Regions from separate parts of the Homo sapiens genome. Here region 2 is linked to region 1. Evidence: chromatin loops called from intact Hi-C (ENCODE). Cell type or tissue: dorsolateral prefrontal cortex. All regions are shown on one strand. Links, peaks and the distances in the headings refer to the core of each region. The heading gives the core; the rest is flanking DNA.

Region 1 (14,067 bases), core at 672-8,671:
CATGACTTTAGGGGTAGATTTTCAGAGACGATAATAGGGAAGTGAAGATTATTGTTAAAATGTACTCAAAACTATTTACTTTCACATTTCATTCCTGTGAGTCAGGAAAGGAGGGATTGTGCAAAAAATTTTCCGAGAAAAACTGAGAGATGAGAGCAAGCTCTTGAGTGGGTAAATTAGCTGAAAACAAATTTCTTTATTTTTTCTTACTCAAAGTTTTTGTGGAGAATGCATCTCAAATAAAATGAACAAGAGGGTGGCTGACCCCTGGAACGGCTAGGAGGATGGCGTGAGTGAGGAGGCTGGGGTCTGGGAGAAACACAAGGAGTTAGTTTGGTTTTGGTCCTGTTGACTTTAAGAGGTTGGAGGGATCTTCAGGCATTGCGAGAACTGCATGCGTTTCTGCCTCCACTGTCTGCCAACATGTGGTTCTGGGAACAAGCAAGGCCACTTAGCCTTTCACTGGATTGTGTCTGACCTCTGGGCACCTCCCGATTCGACCTCTTATGGACGTGTTTTTCCATTTGCCGTCTTTATTATTTGCTTTGACTTTCTGTGACCATCTCTTGCTTATTGCATGTCCTGGTCATTGGCTTCCCAGCCCCCGGCAAAGCCTCTGGGAGCCTCTCTCTGGGTTCTATCTGAGACTCTAGCCAGGATTCCTTGCAGGTGACTTCCTGTGCTCCTGGGGTTATATCTCCAATAAGCTCACTCGCTCAGAGCTCTTCAGCACACTGCCCTGCCAGGTAGTTTGTTATGAGGCTAGTCTGTTTGTCTGAAACGTACTTTTAAAACAGAAATGAGTGCAGAATGTCTCTGTCTCTCTTCCCCGCTTGCCCGATCCTCTTTCCTGTCTTCTATTGTTGAAAGGCTCCAGAATTTCATGAAGCCTTTGTGTGTTAACTAACAAATATTTTATCTCACCTAATTTACCTAAATAGGAAAGATTTATCTTCTCCTTCTAACTCTCAAATGAACTTTCAGTCATTATGGGCTAGACCTTTGTTTACTGTGAGATCCCCCATCCGTATGGACAGGATTTCTCATGGCTGAGTATTTCCCCTTCTTTCAGAATGTCCTAGATTTATGTGCATGTCCGTGTTCATGTTGAGAAGGTGTGTGGTGAGATGGTGGAGGGATCCTGCTCTGCTGGCAGGTACAAGCCAAGAACACAGGTTGAAGCTCACAGGTGCAGCATGTGCTCCGACCTCCTGAAATAATGGCCACTAAAGCTGTTTTTGTTGTTTAGGCGGAGGGGTAGAAACCTAAGAGGGAAGACTGGCTTATTATTAATGGCAGTCGACATAGCAGCAGGTGCTTAGTTACTGTCTGATACTTAAAAGATTTTGAGCTTTATTGCCTACATATTTTGAACTAGATTTTTTTTTCAATCCTGAGTTCTAGTTTTTGAGTTTATATTTGTGAAATTGAGTCTTTGCTTGATCATAGAACTTTAAGGGACAGTTATTTGAAATGAAAACTTAGGCATTTAGGACCAGGGGGAGAAATGTTTGCATTTCCCTTTCTGTGATTTGGGCAGCAGCATCTATTCAGTTTTTAAAAGAGCTGTGGAGGGGAGAGAGAAAGGTATCCTGTAATTAACAACACTTCCATTAGCTGTTGCTTTTGGTTCAAGTCAGTGGGTGTTTGATTCGTGAAATAGATACTGTCCTGGAAAATTTTATAAAGCAGAATGTCTTTTTGTGAAGTTGTCTCCTCTCCCTTTACATCATAAAAATGGAAACTTGCTTCTGTAGAACATTTTCTAGTGTTCCTGGGATTCTGATAGTCTTGGACCTGAGCCTTAAATGTTCTTTACAGCATTCTGCCTCATAGAAGCTATTGGCTCCTGACTCACTTTGATTTTTGGAGTCTTAAAAGTGTCCTTTCTAGCAGGTTTTATTGTAGGGACTTGCTCTTTGTTATTTTCCATTGAACATGGCTGCCTATGTTGCGTAGACCAGTGGTTCTAAGGCTTGGGAATCGAGGAAGAGAGTATGGGTGCTGAAATTCATTGCCCTTAATTTTGAAAAACATAGAACACGTATCTTTACCCTTGTTAAAGCTACCATATTTAGGGCTAAAATACTAAATGCCTTTGCTTTTTGCAAGAAAATTTGATAGTATTCTGAATCTCATGCTACTAAAGGCTGCAGTTGGCAAATATGCCTTTGATGCATGTAAAATGGGAACATTATTATTATTTAATATATACCGTTAGGTAAATAAAACTTAGAAATTACAGAGTCTGTAGAAGGGAAATATAAAGTTATTGTTGGTAGTGTTGGTGGCTTAGGCATCTTGGGTAAAGTGGTAGTAAAACCACATCTTAGAAGGCCACCTGGGGAATGTGAACCCGTGAGGCTTTTGTATATTTCTATATATATCTCTATATTTTTTGGTAACCTGTTGCTACTTTTGAAAAGAGGTTCCAAGAGGCAACTTTGTTTTGAAACAGTAAAGAAAACAGTAAAGAAACAGCAAATTAACTTTTGCTTTTTGATTATCTTAAAGGTTGATGAAAATTGTAAATAAGGAAGGGAAAACACATGCAAGCCGGCTTTGGTCAATCAAGGAATAAATAACATGCACAATTTTACTGAATGTGAATGTCTGGTATTCTGAAAAGTCCTCCTGGTGAAGATGGCTGATAAGTGCCTTTGTAGTTGAGTGGAGTCTGAACAACCCTGTCCCGCTGGGCATTCATGGGAAAGCACTGGGCTGGGGTTAGGAAAACTAGACCTGGTCTTAGACATATCATGGAGGTGACCTTGGGCAAGTCAGGTATTTCTTTCAGTCACTTTCCTTGTTCTGAAGTGGGAACTATTCTGTCACTGCCATCTGCATTGGGAGAAATGATATATGTGAGAACACTGGAAAAAATATGTAGAGAAGGCATTTAAGTGACTATATTTTGATTGAATTAAAATTTTAAAATAAATTGTTTTTATGTGGAAGGTCCATTTAGTAGGAACATATCTCAGGAATTATAGTGTTAACTAGTAAACAAAATGACTCAAAATACAAATATTCACATGAAATATAATTGTTCAGGAATGTGTGCTTTGCAAGATTGGAAATCATCCCATTTCAGGAGCTTTTAAACATACAACTTTATTGTGTAAGGGGAAAATAATACATGATCATGTTAAGGAAGTGGACAGTGTGGAAAACTGCAAAGAAGAAACTCAAAGCTGCCTGGAGCTCTGCTCCCCGAAGGTGGCCAGCTTGAGCAGTTTGCACACTCACTACTACAACACCTTGCTCGTGGATGTGCTTTACATCCATGGAAATGTGCTCTGCATGCTGCTCTGTAATCTCCCTTTTTCCCCACTAAACTAGGTGTTGAGGGACCAGTCCTGAATTTCAGTAACTCCTGTTCCCAGGCTGCCTCCTTATTGTATAGAGGGATCCTAATATACGGAATCCTCTTTCCTTCCATGTTTTTAGGTTCCCACCTGCAATTACCTCCTTATGGTAGATCTTTGTAAGTGGGATTCTTGGGTGAAAGGATGTACACTTCTACTTTTTTTTTTTTTTTTTTTTTTGAGATGGGGTCTTGCTGTGTTGCCCAGGCCGTGGTGTGATCTCAGCTCACTGCAGCCTTGACCTCCTGGGCTCAACCAGTCCTCCCTCTGGAATAGCTGGGACCACAGGCATGAGCCACCATGCCCAGCTAATTTTTGTATTTTTTGTAGAAATGTAGTCTCTTGTTGCCCAGGCTGGTCTCGAACTCCTAGGCTCAAGTGATCTGCCCCCTTTGGCCTCCCAGAGTGCTGGGATTACAGGCATGAGCCACTCTAAATTTTGATGGATGTTACCAGAGCACCCTGGGGTGGCACACCAGTGTGTGCATTTCTCGGTTCTTAGGAGTGGAGGAACTTGGTTGCGCCTCATTCACCTCCCTTCCTGAATTTGGCTGTGTACTTCTGTTAAAAAGGGAAATGTATGGAATAATTTTTTATCCCCTTTAGCTTATAAATTCTCTTAAAAGTGAAGCTGTGGCAAGTAATACCTTGTCTATTCTATGAAAGAATTTCATTGTCTGAAGGCTCAAAGCATCAGAAAAGTGACCGGAGGCAGCAGCTGACTACATGGGAAACTGAGTAGCAGGCTCAGAGCCATTTCTGGAGTCTCAAGAGTGTCCTTTCTAGCAGGTTTTGTTGTAGGGACTTGCTCTTTGTTATTTTCCTTTGAACATGGCTGCCTACATTGCATAGACCAGTGCTTTCCAAGGCTTGGGGATAGAGGAACAGAGTATGGGTGTTGAAATTCATTGCCCTTAATTCTGAAAAACAGAACATTTTAATCAAGTGTGCTTCCTTTCCTATTACCCTTGGACCTAGTTTTCTTGGGAACATAGTCTTGAGTGTATATAGTAACTGGGTATCTGTGCCTTTTACTGAGTTCCAACATGGGGACCGGGAGGGTGAGCTGAAGATTGGGTGGGGACAGCTCCGTTCTTGCTGTTGAATAGAATCTGGCCTGTGCTGCCTGTTGGCTTAGAGCTGACGGCTCTGTGGATGATGGCAAGAAGTTACTTTCTTACATCCGTAGAATTCTGTCTCTAGCAGGCCCATGCCAAAATGATGGCATCTGAACCAGCACTGACGCTGGGGAGGCTCTGGAGGGGGCGAGGGATAAGGGATGTGGACCTAAGGGAAGGGATGGGGTGATTAACAGCCTCTAGGCTCAGTTAAGGGTCCTCTCTGCCTGGCTGGTGGGCACGGGAGCCTGTCTGAAATGGAATCACTTGAACTCTTCTGTAGTTGAGGGCCTGGGGAGTGTCAGTTTGCAGCTTGTTTCTTTCACTGCCTGCTATTGTTTGTTCTTGGCAGACCTATTCATTAAGCTTTGTGCAGCTGTGTCCAGAATTAGCCAGGTCACAAAATATATCCAGACTTCTTTCCCTCGTCTTCCTCAGAAAGTGTTAATTAAGTAAATGCCATTCATTAATCGTCCCCAAGTAAATGCTATTCTTTAATCCTCCCCTCCCCAACAATCCCTAGTGAGCTAATAAGAAAAGTGATAGCAGTGGACGTTGGCTGAATGTTTATGGACATTCAGTATGTGCTAGGGAGTGTGCCAAGTGCTTTTTGCACATAAAACCTTCTTTGCGTTTGTGCTTTTAATCTCTCTTTTTTTTTTTTTTTTTTTTGGAGATGGAGTTTCACTGTTGTTGCCCAGGCTGGAGTGCAATGGTGCAATCTCGGCTCACTGCAACCTTCCACCTCCCAAGTTCAAGCGATTCTCTTGCCTCAGCCTCCCAAGTAGCTGGGATTACAGGCATGCACCACCAGGCTGACTAATTTTGTATTTTCATTAGAGATGAGGTTTCACCATGTTGGTCAGGTTGGTCTCAAACCCCTGACCTCAAGTGATCCACTCGCCTCGGCCTCCCAAAGTGCTAAGATTACAGGTGTGAGCCACTGCGCCCGGCCTGTGCTTTTAATCTTCAAAACAACCCTATGGGGTCAGTGGTGATTGTGTCCTCCCTTTTAAAGGTAAGACGGTATGTCTTAGGGAGATTTTGCAGCTTGCTCAGCAAGTCCCACAGACGATAAGGAGCAAAGCCAGGGCTTCAGTCCAGGCTGCGGGCGCTGCGACCCAGTGTCTTCAGTGCTGAGTCTGTTGCTGAGGCTTGAGATCCAAGGAGTATTGATGAGAACCTAGCGTAGCTTTAAAAGCAAAAGTGCATCCCACTGATACAGAGTTGCTGTCATTTGCTGGAGACCTTGATCACTGGAGAGTTCTCTGGAGGAACCAGGGAGAAAGCAAAGGGAATTTGTGATGCAAATATCTGAACAAAGCCAAAACCCTTGGAAAGTTAATGGACAAAAATATGCCTTTCTTTCCATCTGTTGTCAGTTTACTATGTTGCCTTCTAGGAGGTGAAGGAAACAGCCATTCCTGTTTCTTGTAGAGGAATTTTTAAATAGAGGGAGTCGGGGTGGAGTCTTCACGGCCTCAGTTTGTTTGTGACCCAGATGCTGCTCTCACCTGGCAGGGGCTGAATCATCGGTGTGGTTTTGGTTCGGAAAGAGATTGTTTGCACGTGTAGTGGGTATGTGTGAGGAGGCATGTGTTGTTTGGTGAAAGGCATCTTAAATGACTGCCCTGGGAAGGATTGTTTAAATGGAAATCCGAGGAGGTTCCTGCTCTGATAAATCCCTCAGTGGGTCCCGCTCATCTCTCGCCCTCCCCTTCCGGGTCCATATCCCCTCTGCATGTGCCACGAGGTTGGTTGCAGGGTGGTTAGAATATCTTTCTCCTCCAAGCTGAGAGCAGATGCCCTGGTGTGGCCTCTCTTGTATCTTTGCCACCTCTCATGGTGGCCACTGGGCAGTCAGTTCTCAGGATTTCATTGGTTCCATCAAATGGGTGGTGGTTTTATGAGTTTTCAGCTTGAGTAATAAATGCTATTTATGGCATTGAAAAGTGTGATTTCTAGGAGAAGCACACAAAAAAAACTTGATCTTTTGGAAACAGATTGTCCTTTTTCTGTTCAGTTCCTTTCAATGGCTTCCTGTTGCATTTAGAATAAAATTGTATCTCTTTGCCCTGGTTTGGAAAGCTCTGAATGATCTGGTCCTTACCTACCTCCCCCACCTCAGCAAATAACACTGTGTCCTCCCTGCTAATGCCCACACCTGATCACATTGACCCTTTCTCTTTGTTTCTCAAACAAGCCAAACTTGTTTTTACCTTGAAACCTTTGCCCTGGTTTCCCCTGTGTCAGGCTTGGCCCTGTTCAGGTCTCAGCATGGTGTCCCATCCCGTTTTGTGCCTCTGCTAGCAGTTAGACCCTCCCGGCTGTGATATGCTGCTTTTTCCACGCGATGAGGGCTCCTGCCTGCCCGCCTGCTGTGCACCTGGCCCATGTCCGGTGCCAGGAAGTCACTCTTCCGGGGATGGAAGAGGAGAGCCTGGTGGAGGAACAGATACGAGCCCCTGCTCTGTGACTATCTTATTTTTTTCCCCCTTTTTCCATACACAGTGCATACTAGTGTGATCCCTTCTTACTCTGTGGCCCTTGTCCGGTGCCAGAAAGTAACTTCCCAGGATGGAAGAGGAGAGCCTGGTGGAGAAACAGACACAAGTCCCTGCTCTGTGACTATCTTATTTTACCCCCTTTTTCCACACACGGCACATGCTAGTGTGATCTCTTCTTACTCTGTAGGCCTTGGCCTGGGATTTTGTCCCTGAGGATTGCACAGTTAGAAACTAGTGGGACTGTATTGTGAAAGTCTGGATTGTGACATAGTCTCAGAGCATGGAACACAAGAATGGCATCGAGGGAGGCTCCCAGGCAGTCAGTAGAAGGGAAGAGGAGAATTAAAGGTGAGGGGAGCACTTTGGTCTGCATTTTCCAGTCTCTTCCTGCCCAGAGCCCGGGCCTCCACCTGTGCCTGAGATCCTGTTCCCCTTCCCACTCACAGACATTCCCTAAGCCACCCGATGTTCCCCAGTATAAACCAGGCCCCTCCAGGCCACACCCTGCTGGGTTATTCTCATCAGTGTTCCTGCTGTTTTCTCCTTTCCTGCAAAACACACACACACACACACACACCCTCCTCTCCTGCAAAAACACACATATTCCCTTCTCCCCTGAAACACACACATACACACACACACACACACACACACAGCCTCCCTTGACTCTTCTGCCCCCTCCAGGATTTCCTCATTTTTCTGCTCCCCTGAATAGTAGAAGCCTCTGAAAGGGTTGTTAAGCCTGGTCTCCAATCCACCTCCTCCATTCCCTTTTAAACCACACCTGTTCACCACAGCTTCTCTTGCCAAGGTCTCCCAGGGTGCCTTGTGTCAGCTCTCAGTTCTCCAACACAGTGGCTCAGCAGACTCTGACATAGATGCTCACCCTCCTGGGTTGCCATCCTCTCCTGGTTCCCTCCTCCCTCCACCTCCTGTCTCCTTTTCCCACTTCTCTTCTGTCCGACCTCCTTATTGGAGGGCCCCCCTGGGGCCTGGGCTTTTCCGCTTTGGCAGGCTCACACAGTAGCATGGCTTTAATGTGCTAATGAATCCTGGATTGTCACATCCTGGCCAGAAAGACCTCTGTCCTGAACTGGCTCTTGTATCCCTGAGGCTACATCACAGTTAGATGTCCAGTAGGCTTCTCACCCTAACGTGGGAAACACACCTGCTCCCTCTGCATGTCCCCATCTCAGCAGATGGCAGTTCCATTCTCCCAGCTGCTCAGGCCAAAAGCCTGGGGGTTGTGCTCCTCTCTTCTCTTGCTCTCATACCCACATCCAGTCCACCAGGACATTCTGTGGGCCTAACTTTCATAATGTCAGAATCTCACCAATTTTTTACCATGTCTACTGCTGCTCCCCTGGTTGGAGCCTCCATCTTCTCTCGCGTGGTCCCCTCCTGCCCCCGACAGCATATTCTCACCATAATAGAGTGACATTTTAAAGTCAGATGGGGTCAGTCCGTATACTCTGTTTAAACCCTTCAAGGGCTGATTACACTGCCCCATTTTAAGACTTAGGATATGGCTGCAGTTGTCAGGAAAGTGTAGTTCTGGCAGAGGGACACATACGTATGTCCATGTAGCAGAATAGAGAGGCCAGAGATAGACTCGCACAAAGATTTCCACCTCATTGTTGACAGAGATGGAAAAGCAAGTCGATAGAGGAAGGATAGCCTTTTCAGCACATAATTCTGGAACAACTGGACATCAATAACCAAAAACATAAACCTTGACTGAAACCTCACACCTTATGCCAATTAACTCAGAATGGATCATAGATCTAAATATAAAATGTAAAACTTTTTTTTTTTTTTTTTGAGACAGGGTCTTACTCTGTCACTCAGGCTGGAGTGCAATGGCATGATCACGGTTCACTGCAGCCTCCACCACCTGGACTCAGGTGATTCTCCAACCTCAGCCTCCCAAGTAGCGAGGACTACAGGTGTGCACCACCATGCCTGGCTAATTTCCCTTTTTTTTTTTTTTTGTAGAGACAGGGTTTTGCCGTGTTGCCCAGCTGCCAGCTGGTCTCAAACTTCTGAGGCTCAAGTGGTCTACCTGCCTTGGCCTCCCAAAGTGCCAGGATTACAGGCATGAGCCACTGCACCTGGCCGACATGTGAAACTTTTTAAGGTGACTTAGGATTAGGCAAAGAATTCTTAGATGTAGTAGAAATGTGATCCATTTTCAATTCTTTGCACTGGAAGGTTATTCCCCCCAAATAACATATGGTTCCCTGCCTCACCTCCTTTGAGTACTCACTCACTATCACCTCAACACTATCACCTGACCACCGTATTTAAGCCTGGATATTACCCCAGCCCCCTGCACTGCTGAGCCCAGTTATGCTGCTGAGTTTTTCCCTGTAGCATGTATTACCTTGTAACATACGGTATAATGTACTCATTTATTAGTTTTTGCTTCTCTGTGTCCTTCCACTAGAAATGTATGCTCTGTGAATGCAGGACTTTTTCTCTTTTATTCACTGATAAATCCAGTTTTTAGAACAATGCTGGCACATAGAAAGGACTAAATAGTTATTTATTGATTGAATAAGAATTAAAAGTTTATAAATATAAAATACTAGAAAGCTGATGTGGAATGGCTGCTGGGTGACATTGAATAATTTTCTGATACCTTATTTTATTTCTCCTTTGTCTCACCTGCATATTTCAACCCAGTTTATTATGATTAAACATGAAAGAGAGGCCTAGTTATTTGGCATTGAGAGGAAAAAAAACAAAAGAGAGAGATGGGCACATGCCACTGTCAATCCTGCTTTCTTTCCACCTCTGGGCTGAGCGTAGGCTATTCTATTATCTCTTTTGTTTTTTATTTATTTTTATTTATTATTTATTTATTTTTGAGACGGAGTCTCACTCTGTCGCCCAGGCTGGAGTGCAGTGGCACGATCTCAACTCACTGCAACTTCTGCCTCCCGGGTTCAAGCAGTTCTCCCTGCCTCAGCTTCCTGAGTAGCTGGGATTACAGGTGGCTGACACCATGCCTGGCTAATTTTTGTATTTTTTAGTAGAGACAGAGTTTTGCCTTGTTGGCCAGGCTGATCTCAAACTCCTGACCTCAGGTGATCCGCCTGCCTTGGCCTCCCAGAGTGCTGGGGTTATAGGCGTGAGCCACCGCGCCCGGCCTTGTCTCATCTTTTGGCCATTCCAGCTTAAGATAGATCGTAGTTAGAGTAACAGCCTCTCTTAGGTCATCACTCATCTACCACTGGGCCCCCAGTTTTGGTGGCTTGCATATTCCTCTGAGGACATCGGGTTGCATTGGGTTACAAAGCAGGAGGTAAGCTGTGGCAGCTCTGGGCCTGGCAGGACTGGTGCCACAGTGCCCTCCTGCTCTTGTCCCTCAGAAGCAGGCCTGTCCCTGGTCCTTCCCTGTACCCCAAGGTCATCATGTCAGAATTGGTGGCTTATGTACTCTTCAGAGATTAGAGGAAGAATTAGCACACCTGCTTTATTTTATCCAATGAGACAAGTGTAGTAATGGTAGAAGTTGAAATACTGGTCAGGGCATAGTGACCAAAATTTGGTTACCAGTACGTTTTAGACCAAACATTTACTAATTCAGTTCTAAAAGTAATTAAGAAGAATTTTGTTTCTCTTTTTCAAGAAGAGGAAATTCTAACAGCATTCTGCAGGATGATTGCCAGCTCACAGGCTGTGCATAAGACCTGTCTGCCCTTGGCCTAACTAACCTTTAAGAACCATCTCATGTAGAAATGTCTATTATTTTTATCATAGGATGTTTCTGTGAATGTGTGCCATTTGGTTCTGTGATTCAGGAGAATCCAGCCAGTTGATTAAATCCAGAGATAACTTTTGAAGATGAAGGAGAGGTGGTGAGAAGGGGGTCCCTTGGGTTTGGTGCTGGAATTGGCCTTCAGCAATTTACAAAGGCCAGGAACTGTGCCAGGGACTATACATAGTCTCTGTGGCAATATAAAATGGGGATGAGGAAGAAGGAAAAGTGAACTGATCTTTCTCGAACATCTCTTACTTGCCACGGAGTCTGCTAATTAATTCACTTAATCCTGCAGATGGGTAGCTGCCAGATAGACTGTGCCTGAGGGACTCAGGAATCATCTGGACTTAGACCCCTGTTAGCAGATCTCAGCGAAGTGGCTCTCCTCTCAGTACACACAGTGGTCAGGAGACTTGGCGTGGAGTCAGGCGGCCTGCGTTCATTCCCCAGGGCCTCCCCTAACTGGCTCCGTCACCTCTGTCTGTAAAGTGGGGATAGTAATGGTAATGCCTGCCTCTTGGGCTTATGAGCTTTAGAAGGGTCCACACAAGTGCTCAGAATACTTCCCTATACACAGTGAGCATTTATTAGATGTTACCCACTGATATTCATCATTATTTGTCCCTAGACTTTTTCCCTGGCTGCTAGAGTGGAAAGGAGAGAAATTGAAGGCATTTGTTCAGGCTGTGAAATGCAGAGATCTTCGGCAGAAACTCCAGGTGCTCTCTTCCAGTCTGGGCTTTCTGGGTTAATTTCTCACTGGAGACCCAAGCCCTCACCTGAGCCATATAAAGTTACCCCTGTATCCTCCATGACACCGTTGTGTTCTGCCTCAGGGCCTCTATGTGTCTGTGTCCCGGGCTTGGGATGCCTCCCCTTGCTCACCTGGCGAGCTCCTGCTGAAATGTTCACACAGAGTCTAAGCGTTGCCTCCTGAGTGACCCCTCCTGGGCCTTTTCTCTGCCTCACACTCCTGGGAGAGTTAATCCCTCCATCTTTTGTGCCATGACTCCTGCACCTGATGCTCGCCACATTTAGCTATCTGTTTACATGTCAGTTTCCTTACTAGACTCTAACTTCTTGAGGGTGGGGCCATGACTTTGCCATTTTGGTAGCAACAGAGCATGGCTTGGCATTCATCAGATGTTTGAATGAGTTTGTGGGTCCCATAGGCAAGCTGGGTGACTGCCAGAGGGGCCTCTTTAGTTTCATGCCATGACCTTCTAGGTGAAATGGGAAGTAATTCCATCAAGGCTTATGGGGATACAGTGAGAGGGTGGATATGAAGCCCCGAGTTGGTGCCCCATGCAGATGCTGGCCCCTCCACAGAGTCCAGAATGGAGCAGGACAGAAGTCTGATGAACTCAAACCAACTTTGAGGCCATCACCCTTTCCCGTCTTAGAAAAACAGCATCCAGAAATGATAGGAAATGTTTGGTCAGGGCATCTTGTTATCTTATTCTAAATCTTGCATCAATTGTTCATTCTCCAAACTCTTTTGAATTGTTTTCATTTTGGGCTTAACTATTGCAGATAAGCTCTTTAAATTAAAGGTTGTTTTTGCCTACTTGTTGTTTATGGACAATCTCTGTACTCCACCTTTTTTGGTATGTTAAGCATTTGGAATGAAAGATCCTGTTTAAAACTCCAGAATGGATGGACTTCAGTCACTTAGCATTGCATTTAGGTGAAAAGGGTTTTTTGTTATGGTTGTCTTTCTCGAACTTCTCTTACTTGCCAAGGAGTCTACTAATTAATTATATGACTTAATCCTGCAGATGGGTAGCTGCCAAACAGACTGTGCCTGAGGGACACGGGAATCATCTCGACTTAGACGCCTGTTAAAGTGGCTCTCCTCTTAGTACATACAGTGGTTAGGAGACCTGGTGTGGAGTCAGGCGGCCTGCGTTCATTCCCCTGGGTTCGGTTCATTTTTGCTTGGTTAAGCAAACCCTCCGAAGGCATGACTTTGACCTGCTGCAGATTGTCATATTGTAGTGTCGTTTTGCATACGCTTTTGACTGTTTAATAGTGACAACCTTGTAGTCAAGTGGAACCCTGACAGAAGGGTGTGTGTGTGTGTGTGTGTGTGTGTGTGTGTGTGCTGAATCTTTTGTACTTCGTAAGACCCAGAAAGGCAGGGCAGATGACAAAATTTCTTGAGGTTTAGAAGTCTGTGAAGTTTTCTCCCAAATTCTCAAAAGGGAAATTTATGAAGAAACTTTATTTTTAAGACATCTTTTTATATTTAAAGATACTTTGTTCAGAAATGTAAAAATGGTCACTTTATTTGCATGTTCAGAAAAAAAGGTGGGGGGAACTGAACTCTCAAAGTCAGAAAGCAGGGTTCCCGTCCCACCTCCCTCGTGAGCTATCAGTGTGGCACTGGGCTTCATTCCTCTGCGTCCCATTTTCTCTGTCTGAAAATTTAGGATGTTGAGTCTCTGAAGGTCCTTTGCACCTCTAAGCCTCTGGGATTTTTCACCTTCACCCTACCGTTTGGAGTCAAGATCTCCAGGTCAGTTGCCTGGTTTTGATGCCAGGCTCACAGAGGAGGTGGAGGATAGTGGGCTGTGCAGGAAGCTGAGGGAGTTAAGTATTAAGGCTGGAGCTTGTGTTGGGTCGAGGGGGAGAAATGGGGTTGGAGACGCCTCTGGGCTGGGTCAGATCCCGGTGCCGCGCTGGTGTTGGGGTATCTGGTCTGCGCACCGCCGGGTCCTCCCTGGCCACCCTACTGTGTGGCGACGGCTCCTCCAGCATGTTCTTCAAGCCTCTCCTTTTCAGCTTCTTCATCTTTATTTATCTGCTCTATTGATCCACATCCTAACTATTCTAAAGGGGCTGAGGTTATTTTTTAATAGCTCCCGCTTTTCCAGACTCTGCTGTGTTCAGGCAACAATTCGGATGCCCCTTCATGTTCCTCTTGTTGCTTGCTGCATGTCAAACCCTGATTGGTAGGAAGCTTCTCGAGGCTCGGACTGTGTATTCGTGAGTTTCAGATGCTTCTGCATGTTTACACAGGTCACTTTTCTTGACTAAATGATTGATGTAGTAATTAGGATTAGGCTCAGGAGATCCTCTAATAACTGGCTTAAGCGGGACAGGAGTTTATTTGCCCTAAAGAAGTGATCTTTGCCACCAGAGCTGTGTGATAACTGCATCCCGCTCCCTTCTCGGCCTGTCCTGGGGACAGCCTCATCCTGGTGCTCGGAGGCGGTATCTCAACTCCAGGCAGCAGGATGAAGGAAGACAGGGCACAGAGGATCCACCACTCCAGAAGGAAGACTTCTGGAAGATTCTTCCATTCC
Region 2 (16,669 bases), core at 3,436-11,435, 710 kb before region 1:
GGGTGACTCTGGTATGGGGGCTGCCTGTGCATTGCAGAATGTTCAGCAGCACTTGGTCTCCACCCGCTAAAGGCCAGTAGCCTCCTCTCCCAAAACTGCCCTTGCCCAAGGTGGGACAACCCAAAATGTCTCCAAATATTGCCAAATATTCACGGGGGACAGAATCTCCTCCAGGTGAGAACGACCTGTCTAATCACAGATTCCACATACAACCTACTATATTTCAATTTCTATTCTGTACTCCATCTTTATAAAATATGCTTGCAAAACTCTGAATTCTCTGTTGCTACTGCTAATGTCTCTCCTGATTTTCACATGCGAATTGACAGAAATACAGGGTTGGAGATATTTGGCATTTCAGACAACTTTTGAGGAAAGATTCCATCATGTGTGCTGGGTTGAACGCATTCTGTTTCCTTTTGCTCTATTCCTATGGTTCTATGTTTATTTCTCATAGTACTTCACTACTCTTCAGTACCTTAACAACTGGCATTTTTCATTTTCACTTAACCTAAAAATGTGCTCTTTGCCCAGAGAGGACTGTTAACTGTTGTCTAATAATGGTTTGTGATGATAAAAATTACAGAGAAAGGTCTTCTCCCCCTAATAGATATCGTTTATCATATAACTTTCTGGCTCAAAATAAAACCTTAAGGTTTTCAGTCCAATGCCAAATTAGAAACATTTCATAAAAAGATATCATTCTATTTATAATATTATTTGTCCCATTTACTAATTTTTCCAACCCATGATGTCCCTCCCTGTGTTGAACTCCTATTGTTACAGTCGGCACTTCAAAGATATCTATCTTCCCCACCCATTTTCCCCAGTCTGTGCTAGAAACCCTGCCAGGCCCTGGAGAAACAAACACTGCGGAGGCTGGGCTCCGGCCCTGAAAGCTCAGCTTCTGGTGGGACATCATGTGATAGGCACTGATGAGTCTGAACAGAAATGACCAATTTCTGGTAGGGGCCCTCAAAAAGAGAATTCTGGAAATGAGTAATAAATCAAATGGGGAGGAGGGTGCAGGGAGACAGGGTCTGTGAGGATATTTCACTGCACCCTACTAAAGGCTATCTACGCACCTTAATGTGACGTTGATGCCATCATTCTGATTATTATAATCATTCTCCAAGCATTCGATGCACATATGTATGATCTTTCAGGTGAAGCACAATTACTTCATCCTAGTTTATATTCCACAATGCTCTTAGTATAAGGTTGAGCACATAGGCAGGTAAATATTAATTACAACTTAATAGTGAATACAATAAAATTTGCATTAATAAAATATATAAAAATGATGCAGAAAAAAAGAGTAATGATGAAAGATTAAAAATAGATGCATCTTTTATCTTAAAACTTAAACCAGATAGCTATTTTTTTGCATAGTTATTGCTTTAGCCATCTGAAGAGATGCCATATCAAGGAAAACATTTTCTATTGTCAACTTTGACAGATTTATTTCAGAGGATCACACTGGTCTAAATTTTACTAGGCTGATGATGTTTGAGGAGCACCAAGAAAAAGAGATCACGCCCTGACGGATATGACCATTTCAGCCTTTGTAACAGAATCAACTGTGACAGCTGAATAACATTAACTCTTTGCAATTATAATATTAGTATATTTACAAATTACAAAACACTTTCACAACCGTTGTTTTACGTCTCAAAAGAATCCTCTGTGCTAGGACTGTAGCATGTTATTTAAAAATTAATCTGTCTTGAATAGATAATACATTCAACTGGTTCAAAACTCAAAAGGTACAAATGAGCATCCAGTAAAAACATCGCTCTCCAACTCACGTCCCCCTGACACTGGGTTTCCCTGTCCAGAACAAACCTGCCATATCGGTTTCCTGTGGACCCGCCCACAGATATTTTATGGAAATAAGAGCAGATACATTTATGCGTACTCTTTCCTTGTAATACAAATCCACAGCACCAGCACCCAGAGTTCTTTACATTGCCTTTTCTGCTTATTTAAATATATCAGGTATCAATCCATAAAGAACTTTCTTATGATTTTCTAAGATTACATGATATTCTATTTATGTTCTCTCAGGGAAATCACAAGCTATCATGTTAGCCACTGGCTGTTCAGATTCATGCCCTCAGACCTAGGTTACTTTTTTTCATGTAACACATTGTGTCAAAACATCATTGAAAATTAAAGTTGCAAAATAAAGTGACAATGTTGAAATGCAGTCATCTTGGCTACATTGATCAGGCCAATTTCTTCAATAATGGAAGAATAATCAAGACGTATTTCCTAAAGTGACTCATATTCATATAAATTTATTCTTTTTGTGGGCATCAAAGTATAAGAATCATTCTCTTTTACACTATCAGCAATCTTTATGAGATTTGAGTTCACTGTTATTCTTCAATACAATGATTCAAAAATAAGAAATTAAAAGTCTGGCACATTCGTGAGCAATATTCCTATATTCCTGGAGTAGACTCTAAATTATTTTCTTTCTCAGAAATATGTTCTGCCATGTGGCTATGGTAGCAATGAAAAGATGTCCAAAGGGTTAAGCCAGGGGAAAGCAGACACGAATCACAGTTTGTATAAATAAACCTACAACTTTCAAACAAAATACTTAAGTTTTACCTTTGTTTTTTTTTTTTTTTTTTTTTTTTTTTATTATACTCTAAGTTTTAGGGTACATGTGCACATTGTGCAGGTTAGTTACATATGTATACATGTGCCATGCTGGTGCGCTGCACCCACTAATGTGTCATCTAGCATTAGGTATATCTCCCAATGCTATCCCTCCCCCCTCCCCCGACCCCACCACAGTCCCCAGAGTGTGATATTCCCCTTCCTGTGTCCATGTGATCTCATTGTTCAATTCCCACCTATGAGTGAGAATATGCGGTGTTTGGTTTTTTGTTCTTGCGATAGTTTACTGAGAATGATGGTTTCCAATTTCATCCATGTCCCTACAAAGGATATGAACTCATCATTTTTTATGGCTGCATAATATTCCATGGTGTATATGTGCCACATTTTCTTAATCCAGTCTATCATTGTTGGACATTTGGGTTGGTTCCAAGTCTTTGCTATTGTGAATAGTGCCGCAATAAACATACGTGTGCATGTGTCTTTATAGCAGCATGATTTATACTCATTTGGGTATATACCCAGTAATGGGATGGCTGGGTCAAATGGTATTTCTAGTTCTAGATCCCTGAGGAATCGCCACACTGACTTCCACAATGGTTGAACTAGTTTACAGTCCCACCAACAGTGTAAAAGTGTTCCTATTTCTCCGCATCCTCTCCAGCACCTGTTGTTTCCTGACTTTTTAATGATTGCCATTCTAACTGGTGTGAGATGATATCTCATAGTGGTTTTGATTTGCATTTCTCTGATGGCCAGTGATGATGAGCATTTCTTCATGTGTTTTTTGGCTGCATAAATGTCTTCTTTTGAGAAGTGTCTGTTCATGTCCTTCGTTAATTGAAAAAAATATGTACATCAACATAGAAGTGATGATCTAAGTATGATCTATGTGAAAGAAAGAAAGCATTATATGGAAAAGTGGATTAGAGGAGAACACAGACAGGTATTTTGACCCATCAAAGGCCTGTAGTGATAGGACAGGGGACCTTCCCACACTGAAGGAGGCAAGAGCTGACAGACAGCCTGGGAAGGATGGGGCTAGGCAAAGAAGACATTCATTTAATTCAAAAAGTAATTTTTCTTGGTGTTTTTGCTTTGCCCTTCACTGAGCTAAGCTGAGTAAACTAAAGAAAAAGGAATTAAAACTCTCTCTGCCTCAGGGAATTAAATCTTATTGACAAGAAACATCATCCCATGAAAAAAAGGATTCTTAACTGTGCAGCTGAAGGCCTGTGTTCAAATCCCAGCCCTCCTTGGATGACTGGTGAGCCCGTGGGTGCAGCGGTCCCACTGGCAGCTGGCACCAGGCTCCTCATCTTGGAGATGAGGAACATCACTTGCACATTCCGCAGGTGCTGCAAAGGCTGCACAAGATCATGGCTGTGAGAGTGATCTCCACACAGGGTACAAGTGTAAGGCATCAGGATTGCAGAAAACAAGTGAAGAACAACAGAGCCATGTGATCAATTTAAGATTGAGTAGAAAAAATGTCTTCAAGAAATGGCTAGTATTGTGGATCAGAATGAGCATTTTTCGTTTTTAGACAGCTGGGTAAGCAGAGGTAGAAGTAAAAAAAAGTGACTACGCAGGAAGAAGAAGAGCAGGTTGAATCCACTTTTCACCATGAAACAAATGCTTAGAACCCCAGCCTTTATAGGAGAAGAAAATGGCCACAGTTGGCTGGTCATTTTCTAATGAGTCTGAAGGAAACAGCTCTGTCCCCAACATTCCAAAGTGCAGAGGGGTGATTTTAAAGTTCACCTGGAATGGTCAGAACCACTCCACGGACACATGGGCCCATGGACACAAAAAGGGCACAAGGACAAAAATCTCAAACATGCACATTTAGTCTTTTTATTTATTTTTTTTACTTAAGTTTTTGTTATGTCTATTTTTTCAAGAGGCTGTATTTTACGTCTGCGATGGGCCTGAACAAGCAGTTCCCTTTTCCTTTTGCTGGGCCCAGTAACTTTGTCAGGAGAGCCATCAGGCAGGTGCTAACTGCAGAGCTGCGAGAGGCCCCTAATTGTGAAGCCCTTACAAGGACTGAACCTGATCATTCACGGAACTGTTGAGTTGATGGGATTCGTGTAGCTGGTTATAAATTGATAATCTAAATTAATTCATTCAAGCAGAAATCGATTTTGTAACTCCTTGAGAGCTTGTAATAATGCTTACCTCCCACTGCTAGCTGCATTCTCTGTTTCATAAAGCTGGTCGGGAACAGCTGGATTCAGGTGACCTGCTAGCTCATTAAATCTGTTACACATGCCTTCTGGTAAATGATATTAAGCTGAAATGTCCTAACGTTGATTTTTTTCTTTAATTTTATGACAGAAATAACCTAATTTGTAACACAAAATAACAATCTCCTTGGATTACTTTGCCTTGCTAAAATATTTTATGCATTTTTCATTTACACAAAGGTAATGGAAAAACACTTAAACTATCTGTTATTTAAACCACAAGAGATATGTTACTGAAAGTCTGATAGCTACAAAAATGATTGTCTCTTCATAGTCTTTACTTTACATCTGTAATAAAAGGCAGACAATTCAATTCATTGGTTAGTAAATAAAGTACGATAGTTTTTATTTTATTTTCTCTGCCTTGCAAGAACTAAAATCAGATTGCTTTTTAAATTCATTTAGAAATAGGACTCATTACTTTCCTTTCCTCTTTCTAATCTAAAATGTCTAATGTCCATTCGGAACCTCACATTTTCTTCATCAGCAGAAGTTGTAACCTAATTCTACATCCCATATTCGAAGAATCACTTTCTGAGCTGCTCTCTGCCTGTGCACAAAGGTTGAATAACGAAATCAGAGCCCTGCCTTTTGTGCATCTGCGACTATTAAACACTTATTGCCGTTCACCTCCTGACTTCATTTCCTTTTTCTAAATACATTTTAAAATAAAAACACATCCAGAATGCCCAAGTAACACAGTTAAAATATGTCCTAAGACTGTAAGTAACCAATCATTTTTACTGCCATAATAAGTGATAAGCGTTTCTCAAATCAAGGAAGGTGACTAACTGAAACCCCAAACTGTCCACCTTAAATGCTCTTATTCACACAGGAGGCCAGAGTCATCATTTTACAGCCTCAAAAGCCACCGCTGTGAAAAACTAAGAAAATGCTTGTTGGCGCCTGCCTCATCTAGTAGGATTTACCTTACGGAAGCTGCCTTCTCTGTTTCATAAAGTCCTGCCTCCGTTTTCAGCGGGCTGATTAACATAAAATCCTACTATTCAATTTGTAAACATTTCAATACTGAACACTATTTGTTTAGTATTAAAACCAAACTTGAGTAGTTTTCTAGATATGATACCTAATGCTGAGTTTATCATGTATTTTGAAAGAATTTACTTTAAAAGCTTCCAAAGACCATGTATTCACATCACAGTGGTTAAAACTGAATTTTAATATATTAAGAATACATGGCCTTATAATCCCAAGCTTCTAACAATTCTAAAAATTCTCAAAGTAAAAATAACAAAACCACTCACTCTGAATGCATATAGATTTCCCTGATCTAACACAAAGTTGTCTAAGGAAAAAAGCAGAGCCAAGCACAAGTCCCTCGGTATCTCTTAAACAAGAAATGGTAGCCTCAGAGCACAGCCGAATGAACTGCCCAGAAAAAGACAGAGGAAGGGCCCAGCATTGTCACCCTCCCTTCTGCCTCTCCCACCAAAGCCTCTTCCAAATGATTTCATTAAAAAAGATTAAGACTTCATTGATAATAATCTAGAAAACAGAAAGAAAAAAGAAATATAACAAATGCACAGTGAGACAGAGCTGACCCAGAGCTACAAACAGCACGGTCAGCAAAATAATTTAGGAAGCGAATAAAATACTATTTTCTGTGAGGATCAGTGTTAAGGTTTCTTTGATAGCCTAATGCTTTTTTTAGAACCTGCCCACTTCACAACTGGTCCACCCACACTGCAACCCAGTGTAGGATCGAATCACCCTCAGCTCGGTTACTGCAGTAGTCTCTGAACCTGTCTCTTGGCTGCCCCTTTTGTGACCCTCTGGCCACTCTCCACACAGCATCCAGAATGCTGTTTACCATGGATGTGGTCTCCTTTAGCCCTAAGGTGCCACGGCTCCTGGCACACTCAAATCGCCCAAGCCAGGCCCTGCCGTTCACACTTGCCCCTGCAGTCACGCAGATCTAGCTCCACTGTCCTTTACATTCCATGAATTTGCAAATATAAGTCAGCCTTCGATAAATATTCAATTAGCAACATATTCAGGATGTGAGTCATTTCAGGGTGTCAAACTGTTTTTTCACACAGGAAGTCAGAGAAAGAAAATACATACATTGAGTAAAGATTTCTAGCCTGCTTAAAATGAATACAGCTGCAGAACCACGGCTTGTCACTTCTCTAACATTTGGACACCATTTCGTCTCCTTGAAATTTCGTTGCTTTTATGTCTAGATAGTTGATAAATCAATAATAAACTTCTTCCACCCTCATCAATTGTAGAAAAAAATCTCAACTCTGTCTTCAAAGTCACTCCCAGAATTCTGTCCACACTGTGCTGTGGCCGCTCACTGCCCACGAGTGCCCTCCCCGGCCCTTTCCATCATCTATTCTTCCTGTCGCTGGGTCCTGAGTGCCGCTGCCGTCTTTTGCATATGGTTTCCTGGTCATAGGACACGTGTCCAAAGTGAACTGCACTGTAATACTCCCTACCGTTTGAGAATCTAAACATGAGCCCTGCTCTCTGCACAGATGGACACACACCAGCAGGGACAGTCCACATTCAGGGTCGAACTGCCTCCCCTTCTGCCACTGGCCTCCTTCCTGACTGTTTGCTTTAAACAAGGATGCAGACTTTCCAGACACAATTTCTCTGGAAATGTTCATTTTCATCACTTCTGTGGCTCTTCCCAGTTATTTCCTCACAGGAAATTTGCATGCTTTTCAGCAAACAGCCCTTTGACACAACCTGGATCTTGATCTTATTTTTTGTAACTTTTTAAGCGGAAATAATGTCAAATTTACAAGTTGCAAGGATGGCACAAAGAACTACTCTCTTATACTTTTATCTCATTGTAAATGTTTTACAGCATTTATCTACTCTTTCTATATATACACATTTTTTTTTTATGAGCCATTTGGGAGTAAGCTGAAGAACTGATGCTCTTTTACTCATGAATACTTGTGAGCTTCCTATGAACAAGGACCTTCTCTTACACAGCCACAGAACAATGCACAAAACTGTGGGATTTAAAAATGATACACTAATATTCTCCAATCTACAGACCTTATTCTAATTTCATTAGATGTTCCAACAATGTGGTTTATAGCAAAACAGATAAAAGAAGAAGAAATTCTGGCGCAGGGTCCAAACCGGACCACAGCATTATGTGGCGTGTCTGTGAATCTCCTTTATTCTGGAATAGTGCACCAGTCTTTGTCTCTCACACTTCAGTCACTTATTAAAATACACGCCAGTCATTTAGAAGAATGTTCCTAAATGAGAGCTTACCTGATTCAAATTGTTTTTCTGCATCTTAAATTACAAAGTATTTTTCCATATCCTATACCCAAAGGAGTGTTCACCATTTGAACCATTTAAAGCCCAGCCCTAAATACAGTTTTCTGACGAGCTTTCCTTAGATTAGGGAACACTGTTAACTATTACTTAATCGCTGCGTATTTTTTTGTTTCTTAACAGTTTAGCTTCAAACATTTTTTAAAACCAACCTTACTGAAGTGTAATTTATAGTCAGTTAATTGGATACACTTCTAAGTGTATAGCTCAATGAGTTTTGACACATCTACTCACCCTTGTAACCACCACCACAAATAAGATATAGAATAATTTCATTACCCTCAGAATTTTCCTGAGGTCCCCTGTCCCAGCCCCAGGAAAACACAGCTCTGGCTTACAACCCTATGGATGAGAACTGCCTGTTGCGGCTCGGGAAATGAGTGGAACTGCAGAGTGCACTCTTCTGTGTCTGCGCTTTTGCTTAGCACACTTTTGAGACTCATCCATAATGTAGTGCATCCATAGTGCCTTCATTTTTATTGCTAATACTCCATGTTACGGATGAATTGTCCATTCATCTGCTGTTGATGGGCACTAGAGTTATTTTTAGCTTTTGACTATAAATAGCTATTATAAACATATAGAACTATCATAAATATTCATATATAAATCTTTGCATGAATATATGCTTTTTGCTTTTATCCCTTTTGGGTAAATTCCTAGGAGTGGAATCGTTGGGTCATATGGTAAGTAAGTATATGTTTAGTTTTACAGGAAATGGCTAAACTGTTTTCCAAATTGGCTGTACCATTTTTACAGTACTACCAGCAATGCCCAACAATTCCAGATGCTCCTCCATGTCCTCACTAATGTTTGGCATTCTTAAGTCTTTTTAATTTCAGTCATCTTAGTGGGTGTGCAGTGGCATGTTATTATAGTTTTAATTTTCACGTTCCTAAAAACTGGCGATGATTAGCATCATTTCATGTGCTTTTTGGCTGCTTAAATATCTTCTTTTGCTTATTTTTTGTTTGAATCTTTGTCTTCTTAAAATTGAAGTGAGAATGTTCACTCTTTTGTGCCCATCCCAAAAATCACTGTGAGACTTCTATGCAAAGGGCCTTGTCACAGTTTTCTGCAAACAACAACACTTGCCTTATTGCAAATAAACAAACTCCAACTGTCCCAGGGGAGACCCCTCACTGTAGTTTTCTCTTCGACAGAAGTCTGAAGGTCCACCTTCCGTGACGCTCACAGCCCTTCTTGATGTCATCCAGCTCTTATCCACGAATCCTCAGCTCACCATGGAAATGCGGATTTCCCCACCTTCAATCTGCCCCATCACACCAGTGATGTTTCAGTTCACTTTGCACTGGTTCTTCTTTCCACCCAGAACACTCTTGTGCCAGGCGGACCCACAACGAGTTCTCTAATTACCTTCAACTCCTTGCTCCTATGTCTCCATCCCAACAAGGCCTACCCAGACCTTCCAATCGACTATGGTAACTGCCTGTCTCCTCCCCACCCAGGGCCATCTCCAGAACTCCCAACCCCCACTATTTTTCTCCACTGTCTTTTCTTTATAGTACTTTATCTTTTAAAAAGGAATGTAATTATTTACTATGCCTTTTGTTCAGTGTCTGTCTCTTTCTGCTAGAATAAATACTCCAGAAGGCCAAGACTCCTCGTTTTGCTCATGAATGTATCGTGGGCACTCAGAACAGCAGCTGGCTTCAGCCTGGATACATCTTCATCCCTCCCCTATGCTACTGCTCTAAGATGCATGACCTCAGTTCTCACTGGCTGTGGCAGTTCCATTGTGAGGAGTGGGGAAGTCCTAAAACCCTGATATCCTTTCAGCTTTCCTGGTGCCATGCGAAGCTGGAGAGTTCAAATTTATACAAGGTTCATGCTAAAAAGTAAGCTTTGGACCTACAAGGTTCATGTAGAAAAGTAAGTTTTGGACCTATTATTTTCTCTCAAAACTGTTTGAGAAGGCTAACTAGAAGCAAGGAATACTCCTGAAGGGACTTGGCTGAACATTAGTTTTCAAATGCTGAGTCTGGGATACATCTGAGAGTTTAAGTGGGTGAACTAGATTAAGTGATGTAGTGATGGCCACAAGTGAAGAATCAGTGGGCTCAGAAATGTTAGAGAAATCTGAACATAGAACTCAACCTATTTCATAATATATATGGAAAGCCCATTAAGGTAAGAATAAATTTTAGGAAATGTTAAGAATAACCATGTTTAAATTTAGTGACCAATACCGAATAGGTATTGATTTTAAAGAAGAATATATATGTATATGCTATAATGCTAGCAGCCCATTTTAAATAGAAAAATTGCCACACAAGACTTGCCTTCTCTTCATTGTAAAAGAGATGACTCATCTTAGAAAGAAAATGGCCTAATTGCTATTAGATTTACAATTCTCAAAATTTTATTGGTGCCACAACATTTAAAATATATAGTTCTAGAAATCAAAGATATACAGAAGGTAAAAGCTACTGAAAACCACAGCAGTTTCATCTTGCAAGGCACTGCTGTTAAACATAACCCAAATCGAAGTGTGTGCACACAAACAGCTATGTGAAGCTTCTACAGGAGTCCCTTCTACTACCCTCAGATTTTGGTTTCCAGGTTTTATCTGCGTGCTATCAGCTTTTTAGTTTCATAAGTTATAACTTTCTCATGACTTGCTTGAATTGTTATAAGCAGGTAATTAAATAAACTAGAAAAAAACCTAACTGAAAATTCAATGTGCAAGTAAGCTGAACTAGCACATCAGACAATGGTTTCATATGCTAATGCCCCTGGGTGTATGCCAGTTTTTTCCTCTGAACTTCTCCGATTTCATCCATCTTTGTTGAATGGCAGCTCAGCACCCCCTTCACCTACACTCAGCCACAAACATATCTGGGCCATCTGTGTCTTGAAGACAAGGGAGGACATATCAGCACTTCCCCTTCCCCACGAGTTCAGCTGACATTCTTTAGTAAAATACACAAAAGAACAGATTGCAGTTCATCCATAGGGCAATTTCACATTTCGCAAAGCTGTATGGTGCACAAATCCCACCCATATACATCAGAGGTCGTCTGAAGACTGGATGCCAAAGTCAAGAGTTGAGTGTGAGGTTTTGTTTTGCTTCTGTAAGAAGAGTTAATGTGGCATTTATGAAAGCTCACAGTTTCCCAAAAATCACTTCTGCAAAAATAAGTTCAAAAGGAACTCAGCTACACTTAGCATTTTACATTGTGTATGAATCATCTGTGAAGTTATAAAAACTTTGGTTGAAATTTTCAGGAAACCCTGTCAATTCTTTGACTTTTGAAAGAGATTTCTGTTGTCATATACAGTTTCAAATTGTTTAATAGCATGCAGAAATAGAACAGAATCAGAAGAGTGTCAAAGTGAATCAAATCCAGAAATTTAAGGGAAAAAAAGATAAAATTCAGACAAAATTTACTTTAATGACCACAATTTTGCTGTAGCATTTTAGATTCCTTTGGCTATTGTCCAACTTAACCAAAGCCAGTCACAGTAAACTTGGTTGAGCTAGGGTAAGTTACTAAGTACTCCATTTGTTGATGGGTATCAGATTCGCAGAAGGAACTAATTGACATCTGCACAGAGCGTTTAATTTTTCTATGCTTAATATTCTATTACCCCGAGTACCTGAAGTTTCACTGATGTTTACTGCCTTTCCCCCACTTCTGCAATTATCCTTAAAAATACATCAATAATGTGTCATAGAAATCTCCAATAATTTTTCTAAAGATAATACTTTTGAATTTGGTAAAGAATGATGTTTAAAAATTTTAGGCAGCACAGGACATGTACAAGCTGCTGAATATTAGATGTTTGATTTTCAGAGAATATCATTTTCATAATTCATGGATTTAACATATAAGATGGTAAATGAAAAGTATATAAATAATTATCACAGAAAAGCATCAAAATTTCATTTTTTTATGATTAGGAAATAGAATTTTTTTTTTTTTTTTGAGACAGAGTTTCGCTCTGTCGCCCAGGCTGGAGTACAGTCGTGGGATCTTGGCTCACTGCAACCTCCACCTCCTGGGTTCAAGCGATTCTCCTGCCTTGGCCTCCTGAGTAGCTGGGATTACAGGTGCCCACCACCATGCCCGGCTAATTTTTTGTGTTTTTAGTAGAGATGGGGTCTCGCCATGTTGGCCAGGTTGGTGTCGAACTCCTTACCTCAGGTGATCTGCCTGCCTCAGCCTCCCAAAATGCTGGGATTACAGGTGTGAGCCACCGCCCCCAGCCAAGAAATGTAATTCCAATATCTAAAATGCTAAGTTCATAGAATCTTCGAAAGGAAGTAGGATAATTCTTGGCATGTGCCCTTTCTCGCTTAAATGCTCTATGAGGTCTGTGTGATATACAATAAACAGTGCCCATGTAGCTTGCACATTGTGCTGAGTTTTGACAAATCTATACAGCCCTGTGGTTACACCACCACAATCAAGATAATGTACATATCCTGGACACCAAAATGTTCCTCAGTGTCCTCCTGTAGTCAGTAACCTCCCACATCCTGTCAATCAAATATCTGCTTTCTGTCCCTAGAGATCTGTCTTTTCCAGAGCTTCATAAATTGAATCGTAGAGTAGTATTTGCTTGGGTCTCACTTCTTTCTCTCAGGATAACATTGCTGAGGCGCATCCATGTTGTTAGTTCAGGCCTTTTTCTTACTAAATAGTATTCCATTGACCATAACTTGTTTATTTACTTATCTTTTGATAGACATTTGAGTTGTTTCTAACTTTCGATTACTTGAACAAAGTTGCCATGAGCATTCATGGATAAGGTTTCAGGTGGATGCATCTTTTCATTTATTTTGGTTAAAAACCTAGGAGTCGGATGGCTAGGTTATATAGTGGATAGGTGTATGTTTAATTTTATAAGAACTTATCAAACTGTTTTGTAAAGTGGCTGTACCATTTCACACTCTCCCCAGCGATGTCTGAAAATTCTAGATGACTACATCCTCACTAACATTTGGTATAGGTTGTCTTTTGATTGTTAGCTATTTTGATGGGTATGTAGTGGCATCTCCTCGTGGCTTTAATTGTATTGTCCTGAAGGGTGGTGACATTGAACACCATCTCATCTACTTACTGGCCACTTGCACATTGTCTTCTGCTATTTTTTTTGTTTGTTTATTTATTTTTTTTATTATTATTATACTTCAAGTTTTAGGGTTACAGAATTGAACAATGCTATTTTTCTTAGTTGGGTTTTTGTCTTATTTTTGAGTGGTGATTTGTTCTTTAAGTACTCTAGAATCAAGAACTAGGCCAGATATATATAAAAATATATAAAAACTATTTTATATCTATCTATATATATATATCTTTTCTCTTTATTTTCTTAACAGTATCTTTTGAAGAGCAAAAGCTTTCAACTTTGATGGTTCAATTTATCAGTTCTTTTTCTTTCACCATTTGTGCTTTTTACATCCTATCCAAGAAATCTCTGAATATCTCAAAGTCAGAAAAATTTTCTCCTATGTTTTGTTCCAAAAGGTTTAGAAGTTTAACTTTCATATTTAGGCTTTTGATCCATTTTGAGGCAATTTTTTGAATGGTGTAAGGGTTAAGGTTCATTTTTTTATATGGATATATAATATTTCAGAACCGTTAATTAAAAAGATCATTCCTTCCTCCTTGGCATCTTGTTGAAAATCAACTGACCACACGCTTGTGTGGGTCTATTTGTGGCCTTCCGACTATGTTTCTTGCATCCATATGTCTTCATTATTGTATCTTTAGAGTAGGTATTGGAATCCAGTATGCATGTCTTCCAAGTTTGTTTTCTTTTCCAAAACTGTTTTGATTATTACAGGTTCTTTGCATTCCCACACACATTTTAGAAGCAGCTCATCAATTTCTACCAAAAGCCTCCTAGGATTTGGCTGGGATTGTGTTGAATCTATAGATCAATGTGGGGATACCTGACATTTAACAACACTGAGTCCTCCCATCTATAAATGTGGAATCTCTACTATCTTGGTCTTCTTTAACTCCTCTAAGCGGTGTTTTGTAGTTTTTATTGTACAGGTCTTGAATATATTTTAAAAAATGTATCCCTAAGTATTTGAACATTATTCTAATCCAGTTTTTTTTTTCTAGTTTTGCTTTAAAATTTAATTTCCTTGGCTGTATTTTTCTAACTTTTAATTAGGCCACAGGCACACAAGACAGGCAGCTTCACTAACCCCTCAGAGTTCACATCATATTCTCCTCTCTTCAAGAATTTTATTTGTCACTGAAAGGAGACATTCTCTTATTGCTTAAACAGAGCCCGATCAATAGAGAAGCCTGTGATGCTTCCTGCTAAGGTGGCTCTTTTCTCAACACACATTCTTGTTGGAGGAGATGAACACGGACACCACACGTGAGCTCACCGTTCCTCGCGTACAATCTTACTGGGTTTGGTAATACAGTAAGACCTATAATAATAATTGCACCATTCTCTACATATTGCTGTAATAAATTTCACAGACACTGATGATGTTATCGTCTATCAAAGGAGCTATAAAATCAATGTGATCTTAACAACTTTGGACTTATCTATGTATGGATTAAAAGCTTGAAAAAAATTCCCCGGTACTGACACAACGACACGCCTCTAAGCAGCATGAACTTTCCAGTGCTCAATGCACTTCGGAGTATGCCATTTCTAACACACGCGATGTGTATCAGCTAATGTATTTTGTCTGTTCCTGAAACACTTATATGATGTTTAGTCAAAATGTCTGGTGTTGGGGTTGCCCATCGAGAATAAAAAATATTTTTAAAAAGCTCAAAAATACCTTTACATGAAGGATACTAGTCCTAATATTTTAAACAAATACTAGACACAATATCCTATATGAACATACATTAACATGTTAAAGAATGTATAAGAAAGATAAACATAATACATTTTAAAAAATCTCCCCCTTTTTCTTAGAAATAATATAACTAAGAGAAAAAATAGAAGAATAAACAGGATTTTTGTCTGGAATATACAGGATACGGCATATTCTTCATTCACATACTCATCGAAAAGTGTGTGTGCGTTTGTGTGTGTTTTTCAATCCATATTTTTAAGAACTAAGGACAATCTGAATTTACTTCCAGCTATCTACATTTATTGTAACATAATATGATTGCATGTTTCCTCTGAGAGGGAAAAAATTGGAGATGTTTTCGAAACCACACTGTAGTTGTTAAATAAAAGCTTAAAGTGAAACTGAGAGAGAGAATGCCAAGTATAAAATGGATGACATTCATGGATGGGGGCTACTATTCAATGGCTGAAATGGTTAGACTTTCTTGAATTTTCATATAATACACTAGTAATTTGTAAACTCATGTGGTCCGAGAAACAGTATTAGCTAAATGGCTTCTTTGGAGTATTTAAATTTTATTTTGGTGACAATTCTTAATTTAACAGTAGTGCCATTTCACTATAATATGTCAAAATACTTCCTTTGGTAACAGAGTACATGACGTAGTTAAAGTTTTCTGGCAGTGCATCTAGCATCCTAAAGTATGTTAACTATTCCCACCGAGAGCTCACATTTATTCCTATTTCACAGTAAGTTGTCAAACGTCAGCAGAAAAATCAACACTAGACTGCATTTGTATTTATTAGTTTGTATGCCGAAGTCTGTCTTATGGTGAAACTGCTGTGTGCTGTGAGGGGCAGTGGATGTGTCTGCATACAATGAGTGCCAATGCTGAGGACACACAGTGACATGGAGATGGCAAAAATGCTGTATGTTCACACAGGATGCTGCAGTACACACACTGCTTTCATATTCCATCCTCATAAGTATTCTATGAGCCAGTCAACAAGAAATTATTTTCATTTTACAAAGATTATAACTGAAGTTCAATCAGGGAAACATATCAGTCCATAGTCTGGTGGCAGGGCTAGACTAGAACTCTGATGTTGGCAGTCACAATTCCATACGCTCTGCCTGGAAAAAGTGTGGTCTAAGGTTAGGAAGGCCACGGGGTCCATTTGCTTCCTTCCTGTTTCACTGTCAAGCAATGACAGTTTTTTGTACTACCCTGGCTGTTCAATGGCCCAAAGCAACAGGCAGAGTTGGGCCCCACGTGTGGCTCCTGTCCCAGCAGTGAGTGGCAGCTCAGAACAGCGCCAGAAGGTCCCTTCTGCTCGATCCTCTCTAAAGGCCTCCAGAATGGAATGATTTAGAGCCACACATTTCTTTTTCTCTTAATTCCGAATTTTAACATCGGTTATTAGTTGGAAGACTGGCTTTCCTCCTTATTTTTGTTTGCTTTCCCTAAGGATAACACTAATTTAGGTGGTTGTAATAATTAGCCAGGAACTCAAAGATTAGTCTAAAGTTTGTTCTCATAGTTCCTATTAATAAACACTTAGTAGACTCCAGACTTTCCTCATGTCAACGACATCAACAAAAAGAAGTTGAATTAATATGATATAGGAAACACTGTAACTCTAAAATAACTAATTCT

Evidence for each region. A loop is a pair of places that touch in the nucleus more often than their neighbours do. Peaks named below come from ENCODE experiments on the same cell type or tissue, not always from the same donor. Only the 100,000 strongest peaks of a DNase experiment are listed, where the experiment ranks them.
Region 2: it touches region 1 in a loop (6-fold over the local background); 1 of 110 quality-filtered maps calls a loop at or near these places.

The regions. Positions count from the first base shown.
Region 1 is chr18:74,275,325-74,289,391 of GRCh38, reverse strand. The region is part of intron 1 of CYB5A (cytochrome b5 type A); the gene reads left to right. Among named protein-coding and RNA genes, the nearest start is that of CYB5A, 9.6 kb to the left of the region's middle. RefSeq lists enhancers at 3,338-3,507, 7,786-8,313, 13,239-13,408. In dorsolateral prefrontal cortex, for the core only: no CTCF peak of the experiment used is centred there; no DNase peak of the experiment used is centred there; H3K4me3 peaks cover 790 bases; H3K27ac peaks cover 976 bases.
Region 2 is chr18:74,985,331-75,001,999 of GRCh38, reverse strand. The region is part of intron 8 of ZNF407 (zinc finger protein 407); the gene reads right to left. Among named protein-coding and RNA genes, the nearest start is that of PTGR3, 220 kb to the left of the region's middle. RefSeq lists enhancers at 6,252-6,751, 6,752-7,253. In dorsolateral prefrontal cortex, for the core only: no CTCF peak of the experiment used is centred there; no DNase peak of the experiment used is centred there.